Regions from separate parts of the Homo sapiens genome. Here regions 1, 3, 4, 5, 6 and 7 are each linked to region 2. A link is an interaction called in ENCODE POLR2A ChIA-PET data of the cell type or tissue named here. Cell type or tissue: MCF 10A. All regions are shown on one strand. Region 1 holds the start of PCDHGB5 (protocadherin gamma subfamily B, 5). Region 2 holds the start of DIAPH1-AS1 (DIAPH1 antisense RNA 1). Region 3 holds the start of PCDHB14 (protocadherin beta 14). Region 4 holds the start of PCDHB10 (protocadherin beta 10). Region 5 holds the start of PCDHB11 (protocadherin beta 11). Region 6 holds the start of PCDHGC3 (protocadherin gamma subfamily C, 3). Region 7 holds the start of PCDHGA10 (protocadherin gamma subfamily A, 10).

Region 1 (4,000 bases), 160 kb before region 2:
GGCTGACAGCATCCCCGAAGTCCTGACCGAGTTGGGCAGTCTGAAGCCTTCGGTCGACCCGAACGATTCGAGCCTTACACTCTATCTCGTGGTGGCAGTGGCTGCCATCTCCTGTGTCTTCCTCGCCTTTGTCGCTGTGCTTCTGGGGCTCAGGCTGAGGCGCTGGCACAAGTCACGCCTGCTCCAGGATTCCGGTGGCAGATTGGTAGGCGTGCCTGCCTCACATTTTGTGGGTGTTGAGGAGGTACAGGCTTTCCTGCAGACCTATTCCCAGGAAGTCTCCCTCACCGCCGACTCGCGGAAGAGTCACCTGATCTTTCCCCAGCCCAACTACGCAGACATGCTCATCAGTCAGGAGGGCTGTGAGAAAAATGATTCTTTGTTAACATCCGTAGATTTTCATGAATATAAGAATGAAGCTGATCATGGTCAGGTGAGTTTAGTTCTTTGCTTGCTTTTAATTTCCAGATGAATTTTATTTGGCATAAATTATGTTTTGAAAAACATTGTGAAGATAGTTGAAAATAATTTTTAAGGTGTATCACAGAGTTTTGGGTTTATTTTGGTGGTGTTACTATAAAATTGAACTCTAATAGTCATAGGTTATTGTTTCATTTGCTTTTAAACGACTTGGAAAAGATTGTTCAACCATTTTAAGCCTTCCAGTATTTTATTCCTATTATCACTCATTCACTTAAGAAGTAGCTACCCGTCCATACTGGTAATTTTGCTATTGTTTGTGTGTGTGTGTGTGTGTGTGTGTGTGTGTGTGTGTGTGTGTGTGTGTATCCCAAACTAGAACTTCAGAAAATTATCAAGAAGTCTAAAGCCTTGTTATTAGCTTAGCAAAAGTAAAATATATCTCAGAATTTTTAGGGTTATGTTTAGCATTTGAACCTGTAACTAGGCTCTTGTAGATTTCTTCACTTTAAACCTCTTTTCTGAGCCCTGTTTCTGTACCAGTGCCCTTCAAAACTTTAATACTTCTTACCATCCTTCAAAACATGAACAAACTTTAAAGATGGATCTTGGTGGGAGATGAGACTGGTTACTAAATATTAAGTATGTGAGTCAGTGGTCACCTGGGCTCCATGCCCATGGAGACATGAAATCTAAAGCCTAGAATGTCCATTGCTCCCCCAAACAAAAAACAAAAGCAAAAACATTAGATCTGAATTAAAATGTAATTTTAAACTGTTGAAAGTGACTTTTGTAAAATATGTAAGAACATATTTCAATACAATTCCAATTAGCTGTTTCGGTTGTGCATTGATGTGAAGTGGTGAGAATGTTGATATTAAGAACCAATGTTTCAGGTACACAAGTTCTAAATAAGCTGATCAATTCAATTAAAGTTATTCAGTCTTGGCTGGACACAGTGCCTCATGTCTGAAATCCCAGCACTTTGGGAGGCTGGGGCAGGAGGACCGCTTGAGCCCCGGGGGTTTGAAACTGCAGTGAGCTATGATCATGCCACTGCACTCCAGCCTAGGTGGCAGAACTAGACCCTGTCTCTAAAAAAACTATTATTAGGCCGGGTGCGGTGGCTCACGCCTGTAATCCCAGCACTTTGGGAGACTGAGGTGGGTGGATCACCTGAGGTCAGGAGTTCAAGATCAGCCTGGCAAACATGGTGAAACCCCGTCTCTACTAAAAACTACAAAAATTAGCCAGGCATGGTGGCATGCGCCTGTGGTCCCAGCTACTCGGGAGGCTGAGGCAGAAGAATCACTTGAACCCGGGAGGTGGAGGTTGCAGTGAGCCTCGATCCTGTCACTGCACTCCAGCCTGGGCAACAGGGTGAGACTCCGTCTCAAAAAAAAAAAAAACTAATATTAATAGTAAAAACTCGGTATAGGCTATCCATTATTGTATTCCTGCATACCTTCTTGTAGCATTTGAATAAAGCTAATACCTGAATTGATTGTTGTAAGGTAGAAGTAGATGACCCAATAAATGTTTGTTATTAATGAAAAGGACATTTCCTAAGGATTGTGTAGTGTTCTACTGTATGGTGCATATTCAGTGGAGTGGGAGTTAACTTCATAGTTTGTGTACCATTTGGATGCACATTTGAGAGGACAACATATTATTGGCACTTTGCAATTTTAAAAACTCGGATGAAAGTTGCCCTGGTAGGAAAGAAAATCCTTACTCTCCCTAAAAATGTTGGCTAGTTGTTTTTATTAATCTGACAAATGGACTAAAGAAGGTTGACCAATGTCCACAAATTTATGTAAATGAACTTATGAGCTTCATTTATCCAATTCCAAAGTCATTTCAGATAGGATAATAATGCAATCCACTAGAATATCCCTTTGTACCTTGTATTGCAGAATAGATAAGCATTTCCCCAATAACTCTTAAGAATGAATTTATGTACTGTAAAAGATATGACATAAGAGAAGTATTTTGAGATATGAAGAAGAGCAACGTAGTAGGGTATATCATTTCTTAGCTACATCATATGGGCAGTATACTTGAATGAATATTTCCTGAAGTAGAAGAGTAAAGAAAAATTATTTTTATAAAGAATGTTAATATAGTCAGGAAGAGGAGATGTTTGGGGATTGGTATAAAATTGCCACAACTTTACAAAATAGTTTTAAATAGTATAGATTTCCCTAATATGTGTAATATAAAACACTAGAAATATTGGGGAGTTGGAAATCATAGAAATGAACAGAAGAATGATAAAATTGTTTCCATAGCTAATAAAAAATGAATTTTTGAAATCAGTATAGTATGAAGGCTCTGAGAGCAAGAACTGTATCATATTAATTATTATATTGCCAGTGACAAGGGCAATACTTAGTTCTAGCTAAGAGTTCAAGGTATGTTTGCAGAATGGTGAAAGAATGGACCAATGTATGCAGGTTTGTATAAAAACCCAACGTGATATTTCTAACAATTTGGAAAACAGAGAAAGATACCTTAAAGAAGTTGTTATAATTTTTTATTAAGTATATGGACGTAAAAACTTGGCTTGTTAAGTTAGGCACACAAAAACAATTACTGCACTGGTTAACTTGAAGCCGCAGAGGCTGTAGTTTCCTAGTGCTGACTCTGGGCGCCGCTGTTGGCCAAAGTGCAGAGCTTGGCGCTCCAGATCTCCTCGCGCAGCCGCAGCGCGCTTTCCAGGGCAGCCCCAGCTCAGACTCCCCAGCGCCGGCCTTTACACCGCTTCCTCCTCGGAAAAAGAATCGTTTCCTAAACTGGAACTGGAACTAAAGCCCGTTCGGAGATCCAAAAATCTACAATACAGAGGTTATTTGTAACCTGGCGTCTCCAGGCTGGTGAGCAAGCTGAGGAGAGCAAGAGGGATGGGGAGCGGCGCCGGGGAGCTGGGCCGGGCTGAGAGGCTGCCAGTGCTCTTTCTCTTCCTGCTGTCTTTGTTCTGCCCGGCGCTCTGTGAGCAGATCCGCTACAGGATTCCCGAGGAAATGCCCAAGGGCTCCGTAGTGGGGAACCTCGCCACGGACCTGGGGTTCAGCGTCCAGGAGTTACCGACTCGAAAACTGCGCGTCAGTTCGGAGAAGCCTTACTTCACCGTGAGCGCAGAGAGCGGGGAGTTGCTTGTGAGCAGCAGGCTAGACAGGGAGGAGATATGCGGGAAGAAGCCAGCTTGTGCTCTGGAATTTGAGGCTGTTGCTGAAAATCCACTGAACTTTTATCACGTGAATGTGGAGATCGAGGACATTAATGACCACACGCCAAAATTCACGCAAAATTCCTTTGAGCTGCAAATAAGTGAGTCTGCACAGCCTGGCACAAGATTTATACTAGAAGTAGCAGAAGATGCAGATATTGGCTTAAACTCTCTGCAGAAGTATAAACTCTCTCTTAACCCAAGTTTCTCATTAATAATTAAGGAGAAACAGGATGGTAGTAAATACCCGGAACTGGCACTGGAGAAAACCTTAGACCGGGAACAACAGAGTTACCATCGTTTAGTCCTGACTGCCTTGGACGGTGGACATCCACCCCTAAGCGGCACCAC
Region 2 (4,000 bases):
GGCTGTGACTCTCAACAAACAATAGTAGAAAAGAGAGACCCTTACACCTAGCTATGTGGTTAAAAAGTGGCCGTGCCAGGATCCGTATTTCTAGCTGCTGCAATCCTGACCTATTCAGCAGATTCTAAACCTTTTGCTAGTGGGAACTATAGTTTCCAAACTAGACATGGGGCCAATCTAGTCTCCACAGACCAGACTCTACGAGTGTCCTGCCAGCCTTGCCAAGAAGCCAGACCCTGCTAATTCCCTTCTATCACCTGTGCCCTTCCCTTGGGCAAGGGAATAGACTGCTTGCTGTGGCTGCTGAAAGTCAGAGTCACTGACCCATTTCAGAAGTGGGAGAAGAATATTAAGCAAGAACTTTCATCTGATCATTTGCATCTAAGTCAGTCTCAGGGAGTATCTCCAAAAAGGTCAAGGGAAGGACTAGCGATATTATAATCCTGAAGCCATAAAGGACTTTTCACCACATCCCCCCCGGCCCCAACACAGTATTATATTTTTTCTTTCTGTAAAAGTCCATGAAGTGCTGTTAATTCATTGAGTCTTACCAGGGAGAAAGCTGCTACTTAAGTAAAAAAAGTATTCGGGAAAAAAAAAGCTGATACTCTAGAATCACCATAGGGATGCAGCTATTACACAGTGGCCAAACACAGTTGTCCCAAAGCTTAAAAGCTCTCCTTTAATTCTTAGAACGGGTGAGGCCCACTTCTATGACCATGTTCTCCGTTGACGGCAGTGTGCAAACTTTTCTCAAGACTTTGGGTAACAGATTATCACGTCAGGAGAAAAGTAAGAGTCCAGCCCTTTCTCCCTCTGAAGGTGGCAGGGCATTGCTCCTTCACTTGGTCACCAATAGCCTCTGTGGGAAATCCTAAAGAAGAGGCTCTGCTCTGGCAAGAAGGGAAGTCTGGCTTTGTATCTTCTCAGTCCCAACCTGAGAGATCTTCTTTTTATTTATTTATTTATTTATTTTTTGAAATGGAGTCTCACTCTGTCACCCAGGCTTGAGTGCAGTGGTGCAATCTTGGCTCACCACAACCTCCGCCTCCCGGGTTCAAGCAATTCTCCTGCCTCAGCCTCCCGAGTAGCTGGAATTACAGGCATGCGCCACCAGGCGGCCCGGCTAATTTTTGTATTTTTAGTAGAGACGAGGTTTCGCCATATTGGCCAGGCTGGTCTCAAACTCCCAACCTCACGTGATCCGCCCGCCTCGGCCTCCCAAAGTGCTGGGATTACAGGCGTGAGTCACCGCGCCTGGCAGAGATCTTTTTAAAAGAAATTAAGTCTATAAATAAATTGCAAAATAAAAAATAAAAAAGAGCATAAGAGAGAACCTATAGAGACATCAACCAACTGCAATGTGTAGACTTTATTTGGCTCTGATTCAAATGAACTATTAAAAAAAACAACTATCATAAGATAATTTGGGAAATTTAATACTAACTGGCTATCTGATGATAAAGAATTTTTTAAATGTGATAATGGTAGTAATTATCTTCTTTTAAAAGTCCTAATTTTTTTGACACACATTCTGAACTGCTTAAGGATTAAATAATATGAACAAGGATACATGTAAAAATAATGGGTGGCAAAGACAAAGTTGATACAGGTATATGAAACAAGACTAGCTGTTGATTAAGTTTTTTAAATGGGTGATGGACATAGGGGTGTTCATACTAGTCTCTTTACATATATGTGTGTATGTGTGCGTGCATTTTTTTCACGGTTTCAAAAATAACATTTTTTAAAAAAATTCAGGACCATTTCCCTAGAGTCCTTGGGGCATTTGATTCTTCCCAGACAGCTAAGTGAAAGGGGTTCCTTTTTTTCTTCTTTTTTTGGGGGTATCTTTTCTTATCTGATCCTATAATTAAGAAAACTGCCCTAAACATCTCTGTAGCAAAAACACCTAAACCCAGGATTAGAGTCTAGATGAGGCAGAGGGGATGCCCTGGCCTGCTGCCTCAAAAGCTAGCACTCTGTCACTGTTAGTAGGTGTCCGGCAGCCAAACCATTTTGCTCTGTGCTCCGCTGGCAAGGACTTGCGGCATCGATTGCTCAGGATGCAGGCAGCCTGCAGCAAGGTGTGTCCCTGATGAGCAACTGCTGAGTAAAAGAGTACGTAGCTGCGCCTCAGCCAGTCTCCCTCCCTCTGCAAACCAGACTCCTCCTTTGCCTAACTCCTTTTTTTATTCCTGCGTCACAAATACAAAATGGAGTTAGCTGGGAGCAAAAACAATCTGTCTAAAATGGCTGAATGCGGTGGGGAGTGCCAGACAGTAAAGCGAAGGGAAAGGGCACCCCCTGGCGGCCAAGATAGGGAGTCTGTTTTATGTTCTTCACTACTTTTGCATTTCAAACGAATCAGTCCTACAGAGTCCAAGTTAATTTTGTCACAAATCTTGATGTTGAGCTCTAAAATTCAACTAATAGAAACTGAGGCACAAGAAGGGAAAATAATTTTCAGTCTCTAAAGACAAAGGGCACAAGTCAACAGCCCTGAGTTGCAGTTACTGCTTGGTTATGATCAGTAATAGTTTCTAGGAGACAACAGAACGGAAGGGAGGTCCTTTTATAGTACATGATTCCCCAGCTTCAATAATGGACTAATGACCCCCGGAATCCCACCGCTATAGCCTGCACTTCCCCAGGAATTCCTGTTTAAGGCGTCTCTCAATGAAGACCACAAACAGGAAATGGAGGAGTGGGGAGTTGCCTGACATCCTGGAAACTACGTTCTTAAAGAACTGCAGGTGGGAGTAAGTGGGATAGAAAAATGGGCTTTTCAAAAACTGTTGAGAACACGGACTGAGTCAGTTGTATCCGCACGGCTGGAAGACAGGCAGCTCCACCTAACCTCACTCACTTACTCAGGACCAAAACCCTACTTGCTCTGCCCAAGATAAAGCCTGCAGCATTTGTACCTATTCTACAGGGAACACCCTCCATTATCTTTATCTTACGCTACACCTCCCTTGAGTAAGCCAAGTACCTATGACTAAAAAAGAACATGTAAGAAAGGTGGAAAAAACAGAAATTATCTGGAAAAACTTGTGGGTACAAGTCATTAATGGTTGCCACTACTTAAATGAGGCTGCACAAATACGCCAGTTTATCCAACGTCCCTAAAGTGAGATAATGGCAACACATACAACACAGGTGCACAAAAATCACAAGTTGTTAAAAAAAAAAAAAAAAAGACTCTGGCATCACTATAGTTTTCTCTGAAGAAATAGGGTCTTTGTGGAAGAATCTTAGATCTCTCAGGCATATATGAAAGATCAGAACACTTAATAATCTCTCCAGGAAATAACTTTCTGTGAGGGTAACATAGCTATGGAATTGCCAAGTTCACCTAGCATACAATAAGCCATGTCTATTAAGCACTACATCAACTCTCTAATTCTGGGAAGAGGAGACAGTAAGAGGGTCTTAATGTTAATATAAGTGTTAATATAAGAAGCTGCCCAAATGGAGGACTTCTGATTTATATTCTTCATGGTTGTAATATACATAAGGGATAAATTCAGCACTTTAAAACAATCACTAAGGTATACATTATAGAAGGAAAAAATATCATGCCAACCGAATAGCAGTTATCCCTGCCCAAAGGTAACCGTATCACTGATACCTTGGCCAAAATATACAACTATCTGCAAAATCCCACAGAACTAGACCATTACAGATGTGCAAGCTGTAAGGAGGGACAGGGCAAACTGGCATTAATGAACAAACCTAAAGGACAAGAACAAAGCCACACAGAATCCCAAAGGAAGAACCAGATGCTGAGAGTTATAAAGAAGGGGACAGATATAAGTCTGGAAGGGTAGCAGAAAAGCAGTATTAAAAATCTGGGCACTTCACCAAGCATTTGGTCTTTCAGATAATATAGTCATTGAGTTTCCCACAGATACTTTCCCAGCACACCCAGGATGGTGACTCAATTAGGGAGTGCTAAAAAGAGGTCTGCTTCTAGGATGTGGGTGGGGAAGGACTG
Region 3 (4,000 bases), 330 kb before region 2:
ATTCATGGTGTGTATATATATATATATATATATATATATGGTGATTGAAACCATGAATGCTATATATATATATATGCTATATATATGCTCTCTGTATATATGCTATATATATGCTCTCTCTCTATATATATGCTATATATATGCTCTCTCTCTCTGTCTCTCTCTGTCTCTCTCTATATATATACATATATACACACCACAGTTCATATTGCCAGCTCAGATTTATTTCCTATGCTTTGGTTATATGCAAACACACACACACACACCCCACCACCACGCAAACACACATCCTACAGGCACTTACCTCAATATCAGCATGTTCAAAACTGAACACTTCATCTTTTTCCACCCCAATCATGTTTTTTTTTAGCATTCCCTGTCCTAGTGAATGACACCACTAGTCATCCAGATGCCCAGTCCAGAGGTGTGATATCATCTCTGAGTCTTTCCCATTTTTCTCCCCATGCAACCTATCAACCAACAGTTGAAAACATTTCATCTCCTCATACCTTTCTATTCATCCCTCTTCTCTCCATCCACACTGGCATTATCCTCATCCAGATCATCATCTCTTATCTGATCTCCTTGATTCTCCAGTCACTCCCCCTGAAATTAATTCTCCATACTGCAGCCAAACTGATTTTTTAAAATGCAGATGTAATCATGTTAATCAGATATTTAAAACCCATCTTTGTACTTGAATTACCTTTAGGATAAATTCAAGAATGCATGATATGACCTGTATAATGATTCATGTTCTCACCATGCTTTTAACCCTAATTTCATTGTTAGACCCTCCCCTTCCATAGTTTTTAAAGTCCAAGGCATACTTCATTTCTCTGTGTTCCTCAAAATGCCCATCTGAAATATTCCTCCTTCTCCTGGCTAGTTCCTTCAGATCACAATGTATTTTTCATTACCTCAGGAAAGCTTTCACTGATGTCCCAAGTCCGACTTTGATCTTAATTATTTTATTTTTGACAGACACTTAACCAGCACTTACAAACCACTTTGTAAATATTAATTCATTAGATGCCTACGATAATAATCATAGGAGACAAATATTATTACCCCATTTTACAGGTGAGGAAACAAAGGTATCTATAACTTGCCCAAGCTTATAGATAGTAAGTCACATAACCAGGATTCTAATATTGATAATTTGGTTCCAGATCCCATATTCCCAAGCACTAAGGTATGCAGCCTCCTAGGTACAAGAAGTCTTTTCTAGGTATTTCTATATTACTTTTTATAAATGCATACATTATGACATACTTCGTTTACTTGTCTGCCAATTTTTCTAGCTTGTGAGCTCTGTAAGAGCAAGAATTATCTCTAACTTATTTGTGCCATGTCCTTCTTTATATTTTTAAAATATAAAAGTGAAAAAAGTAATGATATTACCAACTATAGCTGACAACAAGTATTTACAAGAGTGAAGGAGATAATATATTTGTAATTACTCGAGAAATGACTTAAATAAAAAATTATTTCTTCAGTTCAGAATATTTTAACAGATCCTTTAGTGCCGAGCATTCAAAACAGTGATAATGCAGTGTATGGACTTTTCTGGATTCAAATTCAAACAAACCAACAGCAAAGGACATTTTGGAGAGAACTGGGGAAAACCAAATGCAGTATAAATTACACCAAGGAATTATTGCTCAAGTTGTTGATTGTGAACGTTTTATTACAATTATCTTTTAGAAGGCCTTACCTATTAAAAATACTTAGTGAAGTATTTAAAGGAAAAAAAATGATGTCTGGGATTTGTTTCGAATGTTCCGGATGTATTTATGAATTACTTTTTCAAAGAGGAAAACTTTTTTAATGAAAAAAAAAACATGGAGACACATGGTGGCGCTACAGGATAAGACGAAAACAGTACATAGGCTGGCACGGTGAGCTTCGCTATTCAGGAGAACAGAAAGCATCCAACCCACTGAAAAGACAGGCATTAAAGGAGCTTCGCCTACAGAGCTGCTGGAGGATACACTCTCCAGGGGGTTCCTGTTAAAAACCAGAGCTTCAGCTTCCAAAATTACGGCTGAGCTTCAGTTTTTCCACAAGAGATTGCCTAAAGGAACCATGGAGATCAGAGGGGCACTCGATCTGCGAAAAAGGCAAGTTCTAATATTCCTTGTTTTGCTGGGATTGTCTCGGGCAGGTACTGAATCTGCACACTATTCTGTGGCAGAGGAAACAGAAATTGGCTCTTTTGTGGCTAATCTAGCGAGGGACCTAGGGCTGGGGGTGGAGGAGCTGTCTTCACGTGAAGCCCGGGTAGTGTCTGATGATAATAAAAAGTATTTGCACCTTGATTTGCTGACTGGGAATTTGCTCCTAAATGAGAAACTAGACCGAGACGAGCTGTGTGGCTCCACCGAGCCCTGTGTGCTGCATTTTCAGGTGGTTTTGGAAAACCCTTTACAGTTTTTTCGGTTTGAGCTGTGTGTCAAAGACATAAATGATCACTCCCCTACATTTCTAGACAAGGAAATACTTATTAAAATATCAGAAGGTACCACTGTTGGAGCTACCTTTCTAATGGAGAGTGCTCAAGATTTGGATGTCGGAAGCAACAGTCTCCAAAACTACACAATTAGCCCCAATTCTCACTTCTACATTAAAATTCCCGACAGTAGTGACAGAAAGATATACCCAGAGCTGGTCCTAGATAGAGCTTTAGATTATGAACAGGAAGCTGAACTCAGATTAACACTCACAGCAGTGGATGGTGGATCCCCGCCCAAGTCTGGGACAACTTTGGTTCTCATCAAGGTGTTGGACATCAATGATAATGCCCCTGAGTTTCCTCAGAGTCTCTATGAGGTGCAAGTCCCCGAGGACAGACCCCTTGGCTCCTGGATTGCCACCATCTCAGCTAAGGATCTGGATGCAGGAAACTATGGAAAAATATCTTACACATTTTTCCATGCATCAGAAGATATTCGTAAAACATTTGAAATTAATCCAATATCTGGGGAAGTTAATTTGAGATCACCCCTGGATTTTGAAGTAATACAGTCCTACACTATAAATATTCAGGCAACAGATGGTGGGGGTCTTTCAGGAAAATGCACCCTTCTAGTTAAAGTTATGGATATAAACGACAACCCACCAGAAGTGACCATATCGTCGATTACAAAGAGAATTCCAGAGAATGCCTCAGAGACCCTAGTAGCTCTTTTTAGTATCCTAGACCAAGACTCTGGAGACAATGGGAGGATGATTTGCTCTATTCAAGATAACCTCCCTTTTTTCCTGAAACCGACCTTCAAGAACTTTTTCACTCTAGTTTCTGAAAAAGCACTGGACAGAGAGAGCCAAGCCGAGTACAACATCACGATCACCGTCACAGACTTGGGGACACCCAGGCTGAAAACCGAGTACAACATAACCGTGCTGCTCTCTGACGTCAATGACAACGCCCCCACCTTCACCCAAACCTCCTACACCCTGTTCGTCCGCGAGAACAACAGCCCCGCCCTGCACATCGGCAGCGTCAGCGCCACAGACAGAGACTCAGGCACCAACGCCCAGGTCAACTACTCGCTGCTGCCGCCCCAGGACCGGCACCTGCCCCTCGCCTCCTTGGTCTCCATCAACGCGGACAATGGCCACCTGTTTGCCCTCAGGTCGCTGGACTACGAGGCCCTACAGGAGTTCGAGTTTCGCGTGGGCGCCACAGACCGCGGGTCCCCGGCGTTGAGCAGCGAGGCGCTGGTGCGCGTGCTGGTGCTGGACGCCAACGACAACTCGCCCTTCGTGCTGTACCCGCTGCAGAACGGCTCCGCGCCCTGCACCGAGCTGGTGCCCCGGGCGGCCGAGCCGGGCTACCTGGTGACCAAGGTGGTGGCGGTGGACGGCGACTCGGGCCAGAACGCCTGGCTGTCGTACCAGCTGCTCAAGGCCACGGAGCCCGGGCTGTTCGGCGTGTGGGCGCACAATGGCGAGGTGCGCACCGCCAGGCTGCTGAGCGAGCGCGACGCGGCCAAGC
Region 4 (4,000 bases), 370 kb before region 2:
CCCAGGTTCAAGCGATTCTCCTGCCTCAGCCTCCAGAGTATCTGGGACTACAGTTGCATGTCACCACGTTCGGCTAATTTTTGTATTTTCAGTAGAGACGGGTTTCATCATGGTGGCCAGGATGGTCTATCTCTTGACCTCGTGATCCACCCCACTCAGCCTCCCAAATTGCTGGGATTTACAGGCATGAGCCACCGCACCCAGCCTACAATAATTTTCTTAAACTTTACCTTTTATTTTAAAGTTCTAGTTTCCCGGCATTGATAGTTCCCTATTTGAAATATAATGTTTCTCTTGTAAGTGATATGATAAATAAACCCCTAATTAGCCTTAGAAGAAAAACCACTGCAAGATATTAAGCGTGTGTAAATGGGCTTTAGTCTGGAAACCAAAAAAAAAAAAAAAATTTAGTCATTCTATAGGATCATGTGAAAATATTTAATTTGCTCCTTTTAATTCTGTATAAACAAATCAGAGGTTCCTGAGGTTCCTGTTAAATTTTTAATGGCTAATAGCCCAGTGCCATCCAGTTGAAAAAACAACAGCAATCACAAAGTAGAGGTTTATATTGTGCGGCTTTTATATTCAGCTATTAGAGTGTTATTGGTAGTGTCTAGCCTTTTCCTCCACGACATTCCTTGACTTAATCCATTTGGGCCTATTATAGACAAAATAGAGCTTCTTTCTAGATATAAGGTCTTTGAGGCAGGGCTCAGTGGCTCATTCCTGTAATCCCAGCACTTTGGGAGGCCAAGGCGGGCAGATCACCTTAGGTCACGAGTTTGAGACCAGCCTGACCAACGTTAAGTAACCCCGTCTTTACTAAAAATACAAAATTAGCCAGGCATGGTGGCACATGCTTGTAATCCCAGCTACTCGGGAGGCTGAGGCAGGAGAATCGCTTGAACCCAGGAGGTGGAAGTTGCTTTGAGCCGAGATTGCACCATTGTACTCCAGCCTGGGCAATAAGAGCAAAACTCCATCAAAATAAAATAAAATAAAATATAAAATAACTTAAAAAGAACTTTGAATAAAATTCTATGAAAAAAGACACTAGAATGCTGTTCTTAATTTTAATAGTGTTAAGATAGGTGTTAGTGTGGTCTGTTCTTTACCTCCCTTTATTTGGTGCAGAGAAGTTAGATCCTGCTAAATTTCAATTAAGAGGGGACCTTAAAATAAGGATCAATCTCTTATTTAACCCTGTAAGTTACTTTAAAGCTAATACAAGAAAAACAAAGACAAGTGAAAGTAAGGAAACAGAAATTGCAAAGAGTAAATGAAAGAAAAAAACTTTCAAGTGGTCGGAATTGAAAGGCACTGGAAAACGTTTCAGGTTCTACCCATCTGAGTTTATTTATGCATGTCCTAATACAGGCAGTATTTATTGCTTGTCTGATTTGTCACTCACAGATGATTAGGACATAGTTCCTATCCTTAAGTAGCCCACACATTGAAGAAGAAATAGATTTGCATGAATTAAGAAGCAATAATATTTGCAGGGCAATCATAGTTGTATACACAAGTTTTTATGAGAGAATAGAGGAGGGACAGCTTAAATGCATTATACAAGATTACAGAGTGATGATTCTCCTTAATCAGTGTGATGAGATTTTGAAGTTTGTTGAGGAAGGTGTGAAACATATTTTCTTTGTCTGTTTTGGTGTTCTTATCCCGATGTTTCTGGAAAAGTAAAATCTCCTGTTACTTTGGTGATCCCAGATGTCAGCAACATTTTCCCTTTGATTCTTGACATTGTGTGAGAGTTGTGTCTGAGATGAAAGGACTAGTAGAGAGCTAAATTTAGCACAGTGAGGTGGACAGAGTTATTGCTAGAAACATATTTTCAAGTGTTGAATTTTTAACTTTTCCCAAAAAGAATTGAAGAATCTCAACAATGTGACTATTTCTCTGTCTCAACATTAATTTTTACAAGACAAACGAAAATAAACATGAAAAATTTAAATGAGGCACTAAAGGAAATTGTCTGAATACACACACCCAAATGGGTACAACTACTGAAATCTGGTGGAGGCCACACGGTGGCGCTGCAGGCTAAAGAGACGGTTTGGGAATTGCTCTGAGGATGCTATGCAAGTCACTAATAAAGGAAGACACGGACAGATGAACTTAAAAGAGAAGCTTTAGCTGCCAAAGATTGGGAAAGGGAAAGGACAAAAAAGACCCCTGGGCTACACGGCGTAGGTGCAGGGTTTCCTACTGCTGTTCTTTTATGCTGGGAGCTGTGGCTGTAACCAACTAGGAAATAACGTATGCAGCAGCTATGGCTGTCAGAGAGTTGTGCTTCCCAAGACAAAGGCAAGTCCTGTTTCTTTTTCTTTTTTGGGGAGTGTCCTTGGCAGGTTCTGGGTTTGGACGTTATTCGGTGACTGAGGAAACAGAGAAAGGATCCTTTGTGGTCAATCTGGCAAAGGATCTGGGACTAGCAGAGGGGGAGCTGGCTGCAAGGGGAACCAGGGTGGTTTCCGATGATAACAAACAATACCTGCTCCTGGATTCACATACCGGGAATTTGCTCACAAATGAGAAACTGGACCGAGAGAAGCTGTGTGGCCCTAAAGAGCCCTGTATGCTGTATTTCCAAATTTTAATGGATGATCCCTTTCAGATTTACCGGGCTGAGCTGAGAGTCAGGGATATAAATGATCACGCGCCAGTATTTCAGGACAAAGAAACAGTCTTAAAAATATCAGAAAATACAGCTGAAGGGACAGCATTTAGACTAGAAAGAGCACAGGATCCAGATGGAGGACTTAACGGTATCCAAAACTACACGATCAGCCCCAACTCTTTTTTCCATATTAACATTAGTGGCGGTGATGAAGGCATGATATATCCAGAGCTAGTGTTGGACAAAGCACTGGATCGGGAGGAGCAGGGAGAGCTCAGCTTAACCCTCACAGCGCTGGATGGTGGGTCTCCATCCAGGTCTGGGACCTCTACTGTACGCATCGTTGTCTTGGACGTCAATGACAATGCCCCACAGTTTGCCCAGGCTCTGTATGAGACCCAGGCTCCAGAAAACAGCCCCATTGGGTTCCTTATTGTTAAGGTATGGGCAGAAGATGTAGACTCTGGAGTCAACGCGGAAGTATCCTATTCATTTTTTGATGCCTCAGAAAATATTCGAACAACCTTTCAAATCAATCCTTTTTCTGGGGAAATCTTTCTCAGAGAATTGCTTGATTATGAGTTAGTAAATTCTTACAAAATAAATATACAGGCAATGGACGGTGGAGGCCTTTCTGCAAGATGTAGGGTTTTAGTGGAAGTATTGGACACCAATGACAATCCCCCTGAACTGATCGTATCATCATTTTCCAACTCTGTTGCTGAGAATTCTCCTGAGACGCCGCTGGCTGTTTTTAAGATTAATGACAGAGACTCTGGAGAAAATGGAAAGATGGTTTGCTACATTCAAGAGAATCTGCCATTCCTACTAAAACCTTCTGTGGAGAATTTTTACATCCTAATTACAGAAGGCGCGCTGGACAGAGAGATCAGAGCCGAGTACAACATCACTATCACCGTCACTGACTTGGGGACACCCAGGCTGAAAACCGAGCACAACATAACGGTCCTGGTCTCCGACGTCAATGACAACGCCCCCGCCTTCACCCAAACCTCCTACACCCTGTTCGTCCGCGAGAACAACAGCCCCGCCCTGCACATCGGCAGCGTCAGCGCCACAGACAGAGACTCGGGCACCAACGCCCAGGTCACCTACTCGCTGCTGCCGCCCCAAGACCCGCACCTGCCCCTCGCCTCCCTGGTCTCCATCAACGCGGACAACGGCCACCTGTTCGCCCTCAGGTCGCTGGACTACGAGGCCCTGCAGGCTTTCGAGTTCCGCGTGGGCGCCACAGACCGCGGCTCCCCCGCGCTGAGCAGAGAGGCGCTGGTGCGCGTGCTGGTGCTGGACGCCAACGACAACTCGCCCTTCGTGCTGTACCCGCTGCAGAACGGCTCCGCGCCCTGC
Region 5 (4,000 bases), 360 kb before region 2:
CTGGTAATCTGAAAAGACCTTAATACAGGCATTTTATTTATTAATCTGGCCATGCAGGCATACCCTGTTAACATATAGACTCTTACTGTAAGTTCTGAGAAATTTTCTTGTTATGTTTTAGTAATAATTTATCCATTGAGTTTTCTACAGTCTCACTTTAACCAGAATCTCATTAAATATTGCACCTCCTGTGTTGATTTTCTGAGACTCTAAATTATAATTTTTTTCTTCTTTTCCATCTCTTGTTCTACTTATTAGACAATTTATTTAATCATCCAATCTCCATATTTAAGTTTTTCTTTTTGGATAGCAAATATTTATTTTTAAGAGCTCTTGGTTTTTCATAACATCCTATTACAAATTTGCAAATGTAAATCTTCTTTCATCTATAATTAATCTATTTATTCTTTAAAAATGCATTATATAGTAAGAGTTATTATTATACCTATTTTAAACTTGCAAGTGAATCAAAGGGAAGTTAAGAATTTGCCTAAGGCTATATAGCTAGTAAGGGGCACTTAAGCCCTAAGCTATTCTTTGTCTTCCAGGTATAAATACGTACTTGATAGGGTTACTGTTAACATCAACTAGGTAAATCCATATGAGGCACTAGAATAATGAACTTAGAATAAGTCAATAAGTGTTAGCTCTTATTACATTTTGTTTCTCTGGGGATACTAATCAGACATTTTAAAAGGCTTTCTTTTGTTTTCTGAATTATATCTATTCCCTCCTGTTGCTTTTTGTGCTTGGCGGTAGTATTACAGTTTTGGCTTTTCTATTTCATGTTGTAGGCATTTTCTCAAATGTCTTGTTATCTTTGACTGTCTTATTATATATATGAATGGTGACACAGCAAATGCTGACAGTCAACACTTCATGAGTATTGATGACAGGGCTTCACTCTAATGTAACCATGCTAGGATAGAGCTACTACCTTGGGAAACCCCCACATATCAGTACATGTAAGTCTTTATCTGCGCCTTTCATATTCCCCAGGATAGAATTCTACAATATTCAATGTTTTGGGTGCGATGGGGAAGATGTCAGGCATATATCTTGTGTCCTACAATCTGAGAGTATCATGGCTAGGAGTCTCACAATACAGAAGGCAGTGTTTTGCCTAATCTCCCTATCTTTAGTTTCATACCTCCTACTTTCACTCAGCTCTGCCTGGGGTTTCCAAGACTGGAGATAGTATAATTTCTCCAGAATATAATCTAATTTCTCCAGAGTATAAGCTTTCCATTCTCTGGCTCTCAGTTATTTTCTTGTCTCTGTATGATGGTGAAAAGACCAGAGAATTCAACTATCCTACATACATACTTTCAACTAATAACTTCTTTTTTAAGCCCTTACTTGACTTCAGCCTTCTTATACACCTGGTTCCTCCAAGTCTGGTACCTACTAGGATTGTGTAGGGAAAACCCAGTAGTTTATTTTTAGTATCTCCAATGAAGGAACTTTATTTTAGACATTTCTTGGAACTATTGTCAATTGCTCTTTCATCTGCTTTCTATCATCAAATAATTTGTGTATTTACTTATGTATTCTTAGTCTTTGTGAATTCATACCTTTTATTACTTTTCTGTCATTTTAGAGAGGGGTTAAGAAGAAGGAAGGATAATTGTATAGTCAATCCACATACTATTCAATTTCTACTCTTCTGCACTGATAATTTTTCAACCATGTATCTAGTTCACATTTTTGTGAATGTAATTTGAAATTAGAATTTTTAAAAGCAGACTTCTTAGATGTCCTCCATTATTGAGAGTACTTTGAGATGTCTAACAGTGGATACCATTGGTAGTTTCCAAGCACCTATTCCAACTATCTCCCTCATTATGCCATGCACTTTGGCTAGGACTGAAACCACCTCAAGTTTAAGGGGCAATCTCTGCCTGGATTAAAACAAAGGGTCAAAGATGGAGTCTTTAGATTCTGGGACTATAATCTCTACCTTTAATCCTATACATCTTGAGACACTGATTTCTTCAGTAACAGGCTGAAGTGCTCTCAGTTGGTCTAATCAGAATGAAGGCTAAGATTTTGTTCTATTATTGAGGAAGAAAATATCTCTCATTCTGTCTTCTTGAGCTGAAAAACAAAGCAGATAGCCATAGATGTTGCTGGAATAAATCTTGGGAAACTGAGGGAGGGCAGTCTTAGAAATAAGCCTGCTTTAAATGAAACTAACATGCTTGTGCTTGTGTATTTATTATTTTTTGAGAAGCTGGAACTAAATCAAGGATTCTCATAATGTGTTCTACTCCCAATATCTTACTTTACTTTCTAGCAGTTCACAATTCCTTGCTACCAAGGAAATCTATATAAATGCCTTCTTGTGCTATCATAACTATCAAAGTATGTCCCATCTCATGGTTAATCCAGTTTCATATCCTCTGAGAGGACTTCTAAAATGACCCATGTATAGTTTGCCTTTTCATTACCACCTAAGGAAAGTCAAGTAGTGATAGAATTTTGTACAGCTTAAAAATATTATGGTTGTTTTATGTTTCCAGTCTTCTCAGAAAGATTACAAACCACTGGGAGCCAGGAATCACATCTTGTATTTCTGTATTCACCACAACTAAGCACGTTTGGTTGTATGGAGAAGGGGGAAAGATAAATGCTTTAAGATGAATATTAACAGCATATCAAACTAAAGAGAATATGAAATAATTATTACAGAACGTGCAATATATTTGTAATCACTTGAACACAATGAATAAAACAATATTTGTTTCCGGAGGACATATAAGTGAATGGAATTTAGGTAGCTTTCACCAAACTGTGAAAATCTATGGAGACACTTGGTGGCGCTGCAGGATAACATCGTGAAAAATATATTCACTGGATGGCGTTGTGAACACTGATATCCAGTGCACACAGAGAATCAGAAGACAGAAACAACAAGCCTTCAAGAGGGTGACCTGGAAACCATTCAACAGGGTTAAAATCCTTAGACCACAGAGGATTTGGTGGACAAGTCAGAGACGCGTTCCGCAGAGCTGAAGCCTTTCTTCAAGAAGCCTACAAGAAAGGAACTATGGAGAACCAAGGGACACGCACTCAGCAGATAAGGCAAGTCCTGCTTCTCTTTGTTTTGCTCGGAATGTCTCAGGCGGGCTCTGAAACCTGGAGCTTTTCTGTGGCAGAAGAAATGCAGAGCGGGAGTTTTGTAGGCAATCTGGCAAAGGACCTGGGGCTGAAGGTGAGAGAACTGTCCTCACGGGGGGCTCGGGTGGTCTCTAATGATAAGAAACAGCGTTTGCAGCTGGACATAAACACTGGGGATTTGCTCTTAAGTGAAACACTAGACAGGGAGGAGCTCTGCGGTTCCATCGAGCCTTGCGTGCTACATTTGCAGGTGTTAATGCAAAACCCCACGCAGTTTTTACAAATTGAGCTTCAGGTCAGGGATATAAATGATCACTCTCCCATCTTCTCGGAAAAACAAATGCTCCTAGAAATCCCAGAGAACAGTCCCGTTGGTGCTGTGTTCTTACTAGAAAGTGCGAAGGATTTAGATGTAGGAATCAATGCTGTAAAAAGCTACACAATAAGCCCCAACTCTCATTTTCACATTAAAATGAGAGTCATTCCAGACAATAGGAAATACCCCGAGTTAGTTCTGGACAAGGCGCTGGATTATGAAGAGCTCCCGGAGCTCAGTTTCATCCTCTCTGCTCTGGATGGTGGGTCCCCTCCCAGGTCTGGAACTGCCTTGGTCAGGGTGGTGGTTGTGGACATTAATGACAACTCCCCTGAATTTGAGCAGGCTTTTTATGAGGTGAAGATTCGGGAGAATAGCATCCTTGGCTCGCTGATTTTGATTGTCTCAGCTTGGGATTTAGACTCTGGAACAAATGGTGAAATATGCTATACCTTTTCCCATGCCTCAGAAGATATTCGCAAGACATTTGAAATTAATCAAAAGTCTGGAGAAATTACTTTAAGAGCACCTCTGGATTTTGAAACGATTGAGTCATACTCAATA
Region 6 (4,000 bases), 82 kb before region 2:
TTTAAAGTTGTGCCAAGTTCAATGGAAAAAATATAAGGTGTTCTGAGAGAGCATAACAAAGGATCCTGGTTTTAACTGGGGCCTAATGGAAGACCTCTATTAGGAAATAACATTTAAACTAAGACCAGACAGACCTGTAGAAATTAGCAAAGCAAAGGGAGGGAGGAAAAAGCAGCTTTCCTGGCAAAGGAACAATTTGTGTGAAGGCCCTGAGACAGGGAAGGGCTGGGGTTCTGACCACCCTCCAAGTGGTGCAATGGAATATAGTGAGAGAGGGAGAAGACATGAGAACTTGGATACTATGCAAAGGATTTGGTATTTTAATTCAAGAGCAGTATGATGCTACTGAGGAGCAGCTGGACAATTGTGTGATCCAATTAAAATTTTAGGAAGATGAACCTCGCTATTGTGGAGAATGCATACACAAGGGTTCTGTTGGTTCATGAAGAGGTCTTAAGAAAACTATGAGCTGGGTGCAGTAGCTCAGGCCTGTAGTCCCATCTACTTAGAAGTCTGAGGCGGGAGGATCCCTTGAGCCCAAGGAGCTGGAAGTTACAGTGAGCTATGATTATTCCACTGTACTCCAGCCTGGATGACAGAGCGAGATCCTGCCTCAGAAACAAAAACCAAAAAACAAACAACAACAAAAACAACAACAACGAAAATCTCAGAAAACTACAGGCCTTATTATCAAGAAAATGACAGGCCTTATTATTGAGAAAACTACTTACATTTTTAAAAGCTGATTTTCAAAAACCAGATTGTGAATTAAGTGATGCTGAATAGGGGAAAAAAAGACTGATAAACCAGTGTATCTCTGAATAACCCACTAGATCAGTGCTTGTCAAACTTTAATGTGTTTTCAAATCACCCTGATGTTTTGTTAAAATGTAAGTCATGTCTCAGTAGGTCTAGAGGAGGGCATTTCTGCATTTCTAACAAGCTCCCCGGTGATGCCTAGACCATTGGTCCTCACACTTTGAGTAGCAAGTGATTGGGCTATACTCTTTATTCTAAATTCTAAATGTATTCTATCTTCTAATGCCTATCAGCCCTCTTGCTGGTCTGGCTAATTATCAAACTTGAGCATTTAAAACTGGGGGTTTTCAGAGATTAATTGAAGTGTTAAAGACATGGAAATATAGGTCACATATGGCTTTTCATCTCTTCCGGAAATATCCTATATATCCTTACTTCTTTTCTACCTACCTAACCTATGTGCCTACCCCTTCACTTATGTTCAAGGTTCTATTATACTTCAAAAGGACTCTATGCAATCAAAGTGATGTCCAAGACAAATATACAGAAATAGTATGAGGCTCTAACACTTTACATCTAATGGAGTGGTTTGCATCATTAATTGAGGCTTACTCTGTGCCAGGCACTTTACCTGCCTTCTTCATTTAATAGGATAGGAGCAGGAACTCTTAGAGGTTCATTTCTTGTTCAAGGATATACATCTCATCTCTGGCTTATATCACAGTGGACTCTTTTATTCACTATCCTAATCATTATAATTTTGTTTGGTGACAACAATTCTAAATGCAGAAAAGTTAAGGCTCTTTATTCTGTGACTAAAGGCTTTGTATTTTCTAAAGATTTGTGGAGCTTTGCTGCCATTATTTCAATAATTTTATAAAGATCCTAGGTGGTAAATAGGCCTGGCTTTTTTTCTTTTTGAAATCTTCTCCGTCTTCTTCTTCATTAGCAGTGCAACTTCTTGTGGCATATGGTACCCAAGATCTTGGGAAAAGGATTGATCAAGTAAAGGGAAACGATAGAGAGAGTGTGCTCTACAACTGAGATCATGCTCCTTGTGAAAGACAGGGTAGGGAAATTTCTTATTGCTCCCTGGTTCTTAAGAAATGAGAGCTAACAATGACATCCAGTTTTAAAAGAAATAAAATCTGAATTGTACTTTTAAATTTTATAAGCCAGAGTTAAACCAATAGATTGTAACTCCTGCTAATTTGATAGTAGCTCCAGATAATGAGGAAGTGACAGGGAATGCTAATTTCATTTGGTAAGAGATAAAACTGAAATTATTAATGTCTCCACGGAAATGCTAAATGCCTCCTTACAAGTAGGGTCCGGCTAATTGTCTGTCTTCCAACAAGCCAGATTTGTTGGTGTTTTTCCAGACAATGTTGTGTAGTTTTCGGTTTGGTTCGATCCCCTTTCTTGTGATCAAAGAAAGTGATTCAAATGTTTAATGAGTCTTGATTTGGATTGGAGACTTGCAGAACGGCTAGCCTCACAGCCCCAAGGCTGGCTTTCCCTAAGGTAGGTTTCCTATGCACCGATACTGGCAAGGCGCTTTGGCTGGAAACTCTGGAAGGAAGCCAAAGGAAAGTGAAGTTCCTGGCGCTAGCGCGTGTCCTGCTCAGAGAGCCCGGCGCTAGCTCATTCTTCGTGCAGTTATTGGCTGGGACTCTGTGTGCCGCTGTCGGCCAATGAAGACGCTGGAGATCGGGCCCCTGCCCGTCCCCTTTCTGCGCCCCGGGATGAGGCAGAGACTGAACAGCCGGCGAGCAAATCAACGGCATCCAGAAAGCCATGTCGGACTCGGCGCCCAGCGCCCAAGCGCTAACCCGCTGAAAGTTTCTCAGCGAAATCTCAGGGACGATCTGGACCCCGCTGAGAGGAACTGCTTTTGAGTGAGATGGTCCCAGAGGCCTGGAGGAGCGGACTGGTAAGCACCGGGAGGGTAGTGGGAGTTTTGCTTCTGCTTGGTGCCTTGAACAAGGCTTCCACGGTCATTCACTATGAGATCCCGGAGGAAAGAGAGAAGGGTTTCGCTGTGGGCAACGTGGTCGCGAACCTTGGTTTGGATCTCGGTAGCCTCTCAGCCCGCAGGTTCCGGGTGGTGTCTGGAGCTAGCCGAAGATTCTTTGAGGTGAACCGGGAGACCGGAGAGATGTTTGTGAACGACCGTCTGGATCGAGAGGAGCTGTGTGGGACACTGCCCTCTTGCACTGTAACTCTGGAGTTGGTAGTGGAGAACCCGCTGGAGCTGTTCAGCGTGGAAGTGGTGATCCAGGACATCAACGACAACAATCCTGCTTTCCCTACCCAGGAAATGAAATTGGAGATTAGCGAGGCCGTGGCTCCGGGGACGCGCTTTCCGCTCGAGAGCGCGCACGATCCCGATGTGGGAAGCAACTCTTTACAAACCTATGAGCTGAGCCGAAATGAATACTTTGCGCTTCGCGTGCAGACGCGGGAGGACAGCACCAAGTACGCGGAGCTGGTGTTGGAGCGCGCCCTGGACCGAGAACGGGAGCCTAGTCTCCAGTTAGTGCTGACGGCGTTGGACGGAGGGACCCCAGCTCTCTCCGCCAGCCTGCCTATTCACATCAAGGTGCTGGACGCGAATGACAATGCGCCTGTCTTCAACCAGTCCTTGTACCGGGCGCGCGTCCTGGAGGATGCACCCTCCGGCACGCGCGTGGTACAAGTCCTTGCAACGGATCTGGATGAAGGCCCCAACGGTGAAATTATTTACTCCTTCGGCAGCCACAACCGCGCCGGCGTGCGGCAACTATTCGCCTTAGACCTTGTAACCGGGATGCTGACAATCAAGGGTCGGCTGGACTTCGAGGACACCAAACTCCATGAGATTTACATCCAGGCCAAAGACAAGGGCGCCAATCCCGAAGGAGCACATTGCAAAGTGTTGGTGGAGGTTGTGGATGTGAATGACAACGCCCCGGAGATCACAGTCACCTCCGTGTACAGCCCAGTACCCGAGGATGCCCCTCTGGGGACTGTCATCGCTTTGCTCAGTGTGACTGACCTGGATGCTGGCGAGAACGGGCTGGTGACCTGCGAAGTTCCACCGGGTCTCCCTTTCAGCCTTACTTCTTCCCTCAAGAATTACTTCACTTTGAAAACCAGTGCAGACCTGGATCGGGAGACTGTGCCAGAATACAACCTCAGCATCACCGCCCGAGACGCCGGAACCCCTTCCCTCTCAGCCCTTACAATAGTGCGTGTTCAA
Region 7 (4,000 bases), 140 kb before region 2:
ATCTCTGCTCACTGCAACCTCCGCCTTCTGGGTTCAAGCGATTCTCCTGCCTCAGCCTCCCAAGTAGCTGGGATTACTGGTGCCCCTCACCACAGCTAAATTTTTTGTATTTTTAGTAGACATGGGGTTTCACTATGTCGACCAGGCTGTTCAGAAACTCCTGTCCTCGTGATCCTCCCACCTTGGCCTCTCAAAGTGCTGGGATTACAGGCGTGAGCCACAATATTTTGTCAAGTTCTGACTATCGAACAGAAGCAGTGGTCTTGGCATCTAAGAAAACAAACAAGTAACCTATCTATTCAAATTTGCGAAGACTTAGTGAATTTACGATATCTTATTTATATATTTTTAAAGCCTAAAAATATTCAGAAGACAGGCCCAGTGGCTCACACCTATAATCACAGCACTTTGATAGGCTGAATCGGAAAGTATCACTTGAGCCCAAGAATTGAGACCAGCCTGGGCAATATAGGGAGACCCCCCATCTCTACTAAAACAACAACAACAAAAAAAAACATTAGCAGAGTGTGGTAGCATTCCCCTGTGGTCCCAGCTACTTGGGAGGCTGAGCTGGGTGGATTGCTTGGTCCTGGGAGGTCAAGGTTGCAGTGAGCCCTGATCTTGCCACTGCACTCCAGCCTGGGCGACAGAGTGCGACCCTGTCTCTAAAATAAATAAATAAATATGCAGGCAGGGCCAAGTGTGCTGTAATCCCAGCACTTTGGGAGGTGGAGGTGGAGAATCTCTTGAGCGCAGGAATTTGAGACCAGCCTGGGCAACACAGGGAGACTCCATCGCTACAGAACATTTAAAAATTAGCAGGGTGTGGTGGCACATGCCTGTGGTCTCAGCTACTCTGGTGGCTGTGGTGGGAGAATCGCTTGAGCCCAGGAAGTCTAGGCTGCAGTGAGCTGTCTAGGTGACAGAGTGAGACCCTGTCTCAAAAAAAAAAGACATTTCTAAGAAATAAATGAAATACTATTGCCTTTGCACTCAGTCTCTGTCTCTGATTCTCTGATAGAAGATTTTTGAAGAAAAAAGATAAAATCTTTGAAGAGTTCTATACTTGGAAGGCATAGTGACATAAACACTTCTGAACATCCTGTTCTCTGTGTGAAAGAAGTGAACTTCTATACCCTTTGCATTTGAGGGAACAATTGCTACTGGGTTGATGGGCACACACAGTTGAAGATATGTGAACCACTGGACTTTGGCCTCTGATACAAACTGCCTAAGAGAAGAGATTATTTATACTGGTATTAATGCTCTGATGAAAACAGGTCATTTGACATAAACACTTACTTGTTAAAAACCTATATCACTACATCTAACTTTGTTTTCTAAAACTTTTAGTACTTCAAATTCTACGTATTTCTTTTCTCATTACAATGCAAACAGTTTAATTTGCAACTGTAATATATGTTCATTTTAGTTTGTGATTACCTGCTTAATCATTTAAATAGGTCCATTTAACTTGTATCCCTGTAAGATAAAGTATGTTTTACACAAAAAGGTTAATTAAGGCTCAGTAAAACTATTCTAGAAGAGTACTTTAAAAACCTCTTACACAATCCTAAGCTAAATAAGTTTAATGAATTAAGTAGTTACAATTATAAAGCTTCAGAGTGAATTATCTCATGAGTTTATTTAATATAATCTTTGTATGAATGTATACTAAATAAAATTGGCCTATTCAAATCACAATTTTAAATTATAAGACTTTTCTGAATTTACCTAGACACTAATATGACCTAAAATAAGTATTATTTACCTTTTATTAAAGTGTGTACATTTCTGTTGGGAAAACGTGTTGCAAATATATATTTAACCAAACATTATCTTGAAATATTTACAATATTTTCACTCCACTTTATCACACCTCCCCTAAGAAACCTACATATAGTAAATTATTTAAAGATAGGAGTGGAGAAACCAAAGAATCTATGTAAAATATAATAATCCAACAGAATAGTTTACTTTCCATTGCATGTATCACTTGGGTGCAGTAACTTCTTAGGACTCTGAGCGCCGCTGTTCACCTACTAGGAGAGAAAACGCAGCCAGAGCTCAATCCGGATTCTCAGGGCTTCAACTACACAAGCCCCACAAACCGGCTGCTGGGCTGCAGGGAAGCTCACTCCAGAATTTAAAGTGCCCAGGCTACAGAGACACCCTGAAGCCACAGAAAGACAAAGGAACCGGTTGAAACACACAACGTGTCCAGTGAGGACTTTGCAGAATTCTGTAACCAGACTACAATGGCCGCTCAAAGGAATCGCTCAAAGGAATCAAAGGATTGCAGCGGGCTGGTCCTGCTCTGCCTTTTCTTCGGGATTCCATGGGAGGCTGGAGCCCGGCAGATCTCCTACTCAATTCCTGAGGAATTAGAGAAAGGCTCTTTCGTGGGCAACATCTCCAAGGACTTGGGTCTGGCGCCCCGGGAGCTGGCGGAGCGCGGAGTCCGCATAGTCTCCAGAGGTAGGACGCAGCTTTTCTCTCTGAACCCGCGCAGCGGCAGCTTGATCACCGCGGGCAGGATAGACCGGGAGGAGCTCTGCGCTCAGAGCGCGCGGTGCGTGGTGAGTTTTAATATCCTTGTGGAAGACAGGGTGAAACTTTTTGGGATAGAAATAGAAGTAACTGATATCAATGACAATGCTCCAAAATTCCAAGCAGAAAATCTAGACGTAAAAATTAATGAAAATGTCGCTGCGGGAATGCGTTTTCCTCTCCCGGAAGCTATTGATCCGGATGTGGGCGTGAACTCCCTGCAGAGCTATCAGCTCAGCCCCAATAAGCACTTCTCCCTAAGAGTTCAGAGCCGTGCCAATGGCGTCAAGTACCCGGAGCTGGTACTGGAGCACTCCCTAGATCGCGAGGAAGAGGCCATTCACCACCTGGTCCTCACCGCCTCCGACGGGGGTGACCCTCTCCGATCTGGCACTGTCCTTGTCAGTGTGACTGTCTTCGATGCAAATGACAACGCGCCGGTCTTCACCTTGCCAGAATACCGAGTGAGTGTTCCTGAGAATTTGCCTGTGGGCACTCAGCTGCTGACAGTCACAGCCACCGACAGGGACGAAGGTGCCAATGGAGAAGTGACATATTCATTCCGAAAATTACCTGACACGCAATTGTTGAAGTTCCAACTAAACAAATATACTGGAGAAATAAAAATATCAGAAAATCTAGATTATGAAGAAACCGGTTTCTATGAAATAGAAATACAAGCAGAAGATGGAGGAGCATATCTTGCAACTGCAAAAGTGTTGATTACAGTAGAAGATGTAAATGACAACAGTCCAGAGCTGACCATCACGTCTCTATTTAGTCCAGTGACTGAAGATTCACCTCTGGGAACAGTCGTAGCCCTTTTAAATGTGCATGATTTAGACTCTGAGCAGAATGGACAGGTAACCTGTTCCATTTTGGCGTATCTACCATTTAAATTAGAAAAGTCCATTGACAGTTATTACAGATTGGTGATACACAGAGCCCTTGACAGGGAACAGGTATCCTCTTACAATATCACAGTGACAGCCACAGATGGGGGAAGTCCTCCTCTATCAACGGAAGCTCACTTTATGCTACAAGTGGCAGATATCAATGACAACCCACCTACCTTCTCTCAAGTCTCCTACTTTACCTATATCCCAGAGAACAACGCCAGGGGTGCCTCCATCTTCTCAGTGACAGCGCTGGACCCGGACAGCAAAGAGAATGCCCAGATTATTTACTCCCTGGCTGAAGACACCATCCAGGGGGTACCTCTGTCCTCATACATATCCATCAACTCAGACACTGGCGTCCTGTATGCACTCAGATCCTTCGACTATGAGCAGTTTCATGAGCTACAGATGCAGGTGACAGCCAGCGACAGCGGGGATCCTCCACTCAGCAGCAACGTGTCGTTGAGCCTGTTTGTGCTGGACCAGAACGACAATGCGCCCGAGATCCTGTACCCCGCCCTCCCCACAGACGGTTCCACAGGCGTGGAGCT

The links. ChIA-PET counts read pairs that join two places held together with the same protein. Peaks named below come from ENCODE experiments on the same cell type or tissue, not always from the same donor. Only the 100,000 strongest peaks of a DNase experiment are listed, where the experiment ranks them.
Region 1: POLR2A ChIA-PET joins it to region 2 with 10 read pairs; 8 of 35 experiments call an interaction of 5 or more read pairs at or near these places.
Region 3: POLR2A ChIA-PET joins it to region 2 with 91 read pairs; 5 of 35 experiments call an interaction of 5 or more read pairs at or near these places.
Region 4: POLR2A ChIA-PET joins it to region 2 with 15 read pairs; 4 of 35 experiments call an interaction of 5 or more read pairs at or near these places.
Region 5: POLR2A ChIA-PET joins it to region 2 with 26 read pairs; 4 of 35 experiments call an interaction of 5 or more read pairs at or near these places.
Region 6: POLR2A ChIA-PET joins it to region 2 with 37 read pairs; 8 of 35 experiments call an interaction of 5 or more read pairs at or near these places.
Region 7: POLR2A ChIA-PET joins it to region 2 with 11 read pairs; 15 of 35 experiments call an interaction of 5 or more read pairs at or near these places.

The regions. Positions count from the first base shown.
Region 1 is chr5:141,394,805-141,398,804 of GRCh38, forward strand. The region is part of intron 1 of PCDHGA1 (protocadherin gamma subfamily A, 1); the gene reads left to right. The region is part of intron 1 of PCDHGA2 (protocadherin gamma subfamily A, 2); the gene reads left to right. All of the region lies in intron 1 of PCDHGA3 (protocadherin gamma subfamily A, 3), which reads left to right. All of the region lies in intron 1 of PCDHGB1 (protocadherin gamma subfamily B, 1), which reads left to right. It also overlaps PCDHGA4, PCDHGB2, PCDHGA5, PCDHGB3, PCDHGA6 and PCDHGA7, and 4 more genes. In MCF 10A, a CTCF peak has its summit at 3,064; no DNase peak of the experiment used is centred here.
Region 2 is chr5:141,555,732-141,559,731 of GRCh38, forward strand. The region is part of intron 18 of DIAPH1 (diaphanous related formin 1); the gene reads right to left. DIAPH1-AS1 (DIAPH1 antisense RNA 1) reads left to right here and starts at 2,580. Exons shown (of 3, transcript NR_038333.1): 1 at 2,580-2,756. RefSeq lists enhancers at 1,558-2,410, 2,171-2,465. In MCF 10A, CTCF peaks have their summits at 1,072 and 2,305 (motif pointing left); DNase peaks (open chromatin) are centred at 2,230, 2,710 and 3,950.
Region 3 is chr5:141,221,418-141,225,417 of GRCh38, forward strand. It overlaps PCDHB14 (protocadherin beta 14), which reads left to right and starts at 1,926. Exons shown (of 1, transcript NM_018934.4): 1 at 1,926-4,000. The coding sequence starts at 2,089. It also overlaps PCDHB@. In MCF 10A, a CTCF peak has its summit at 1,866 (motif pointing right); a DNase peak (open chromatin) is centred at 1,894.
Region 4 is chr5:141,190,269-141,194,268 of GRCh38, forward strand. PCDHB9 (protocadherin beta 9) reads left to right here. Exons shown (of 1, transcript NM_019119.5): 1 at 1-1,273. PCDHB10 (protocadherin beta 10) reads left to right here and starts at 2,085. Exons shown (of 1, transcript NM_018930.4): 1 at 2,085-4,000. The coding sequence starts at 2,285. It also overlaps PCDHB@. RefSeq lists an enhancer at 3,948-4,000. In MCF 10A, a CTCF peak has its summit at 2,030 (motif pointing right); a DNase peak (open chromatin) is centred at 2,043.
Region 5 is chr5:141,196,726-141,200,725 of GRCh38, forward strand. PCDHB11 (protocadherin beta 11) reads left to right here and starts at 2,902. Exons shown (of 1, transcript NM_018931.3): 1 at 2,902-4,000. The coding sequence starts at 3,050. It also overlaps PCDHB@. In MCF 10A, a CTCF peak has its summit at 2,802 (motif pointing right); no DNase peak of the experiment used is centred here.
Region 6 is chr5:141,473,455-141,477,454 of GRCh38, forward strand. The region is part of intron 1 of PCDHGA1 (protocadherin gamma subfamily A, 1); the gene reads left to right. The region is part of intron 1 of PCDHGA2 (protocadherin gamma subfamily A, 2); the gene reads left to right. The region is part of intron 1 of PCDHGA3 (protocadherin gamma subfamily A, 3); the gene reads left to right. The region is part of intron 1 of PCDHGB1 (protocadherin gamma subfamily B, 1); the gene reads left to right. It also overlaps PCDHGA4, PCDHGB2, PCDHGA5, PCDHGB3, PCDHGA6 and PCDHGA7, and 11 more genes. RefSeq lists enhancers at 2,252-2,361, 2,819-3,362. In MCF 10A, a CTCF peak has its summit at 2,457; DNase peaks (open chromatin) are centred at 2,417 and 3,057.
Region 7 is chr5:141,410,918-141,414,917 of GRCh38, forward strand. All of the region lies in intron 1 of PCDHGA1 (protocadherin gamma subfamily A, 1), which reads left to right. The region is part of intron 1 of PCDHGA2 (protocadherin gamma subfamily A, 2); the gene reads left to right. The region is part of intron 1 of PCDHGA3 (protocadherin gamma subfamily A, 3); the gene reads left to right. All of the region lies in intron 1 of PCDHGB1 (protocadherin gamma subfamily B, 1), which reads left to right. It also overlaps PCDHGA4, PCDHGB2, PCDHGA5, PCDHGB3, PCDHGA6 and PCDHGA7, and 7 more genes. In MCF 10A, a CTCF peak has its summit at 2,046; a DNase peak (open chromatin) is centred at 2,044.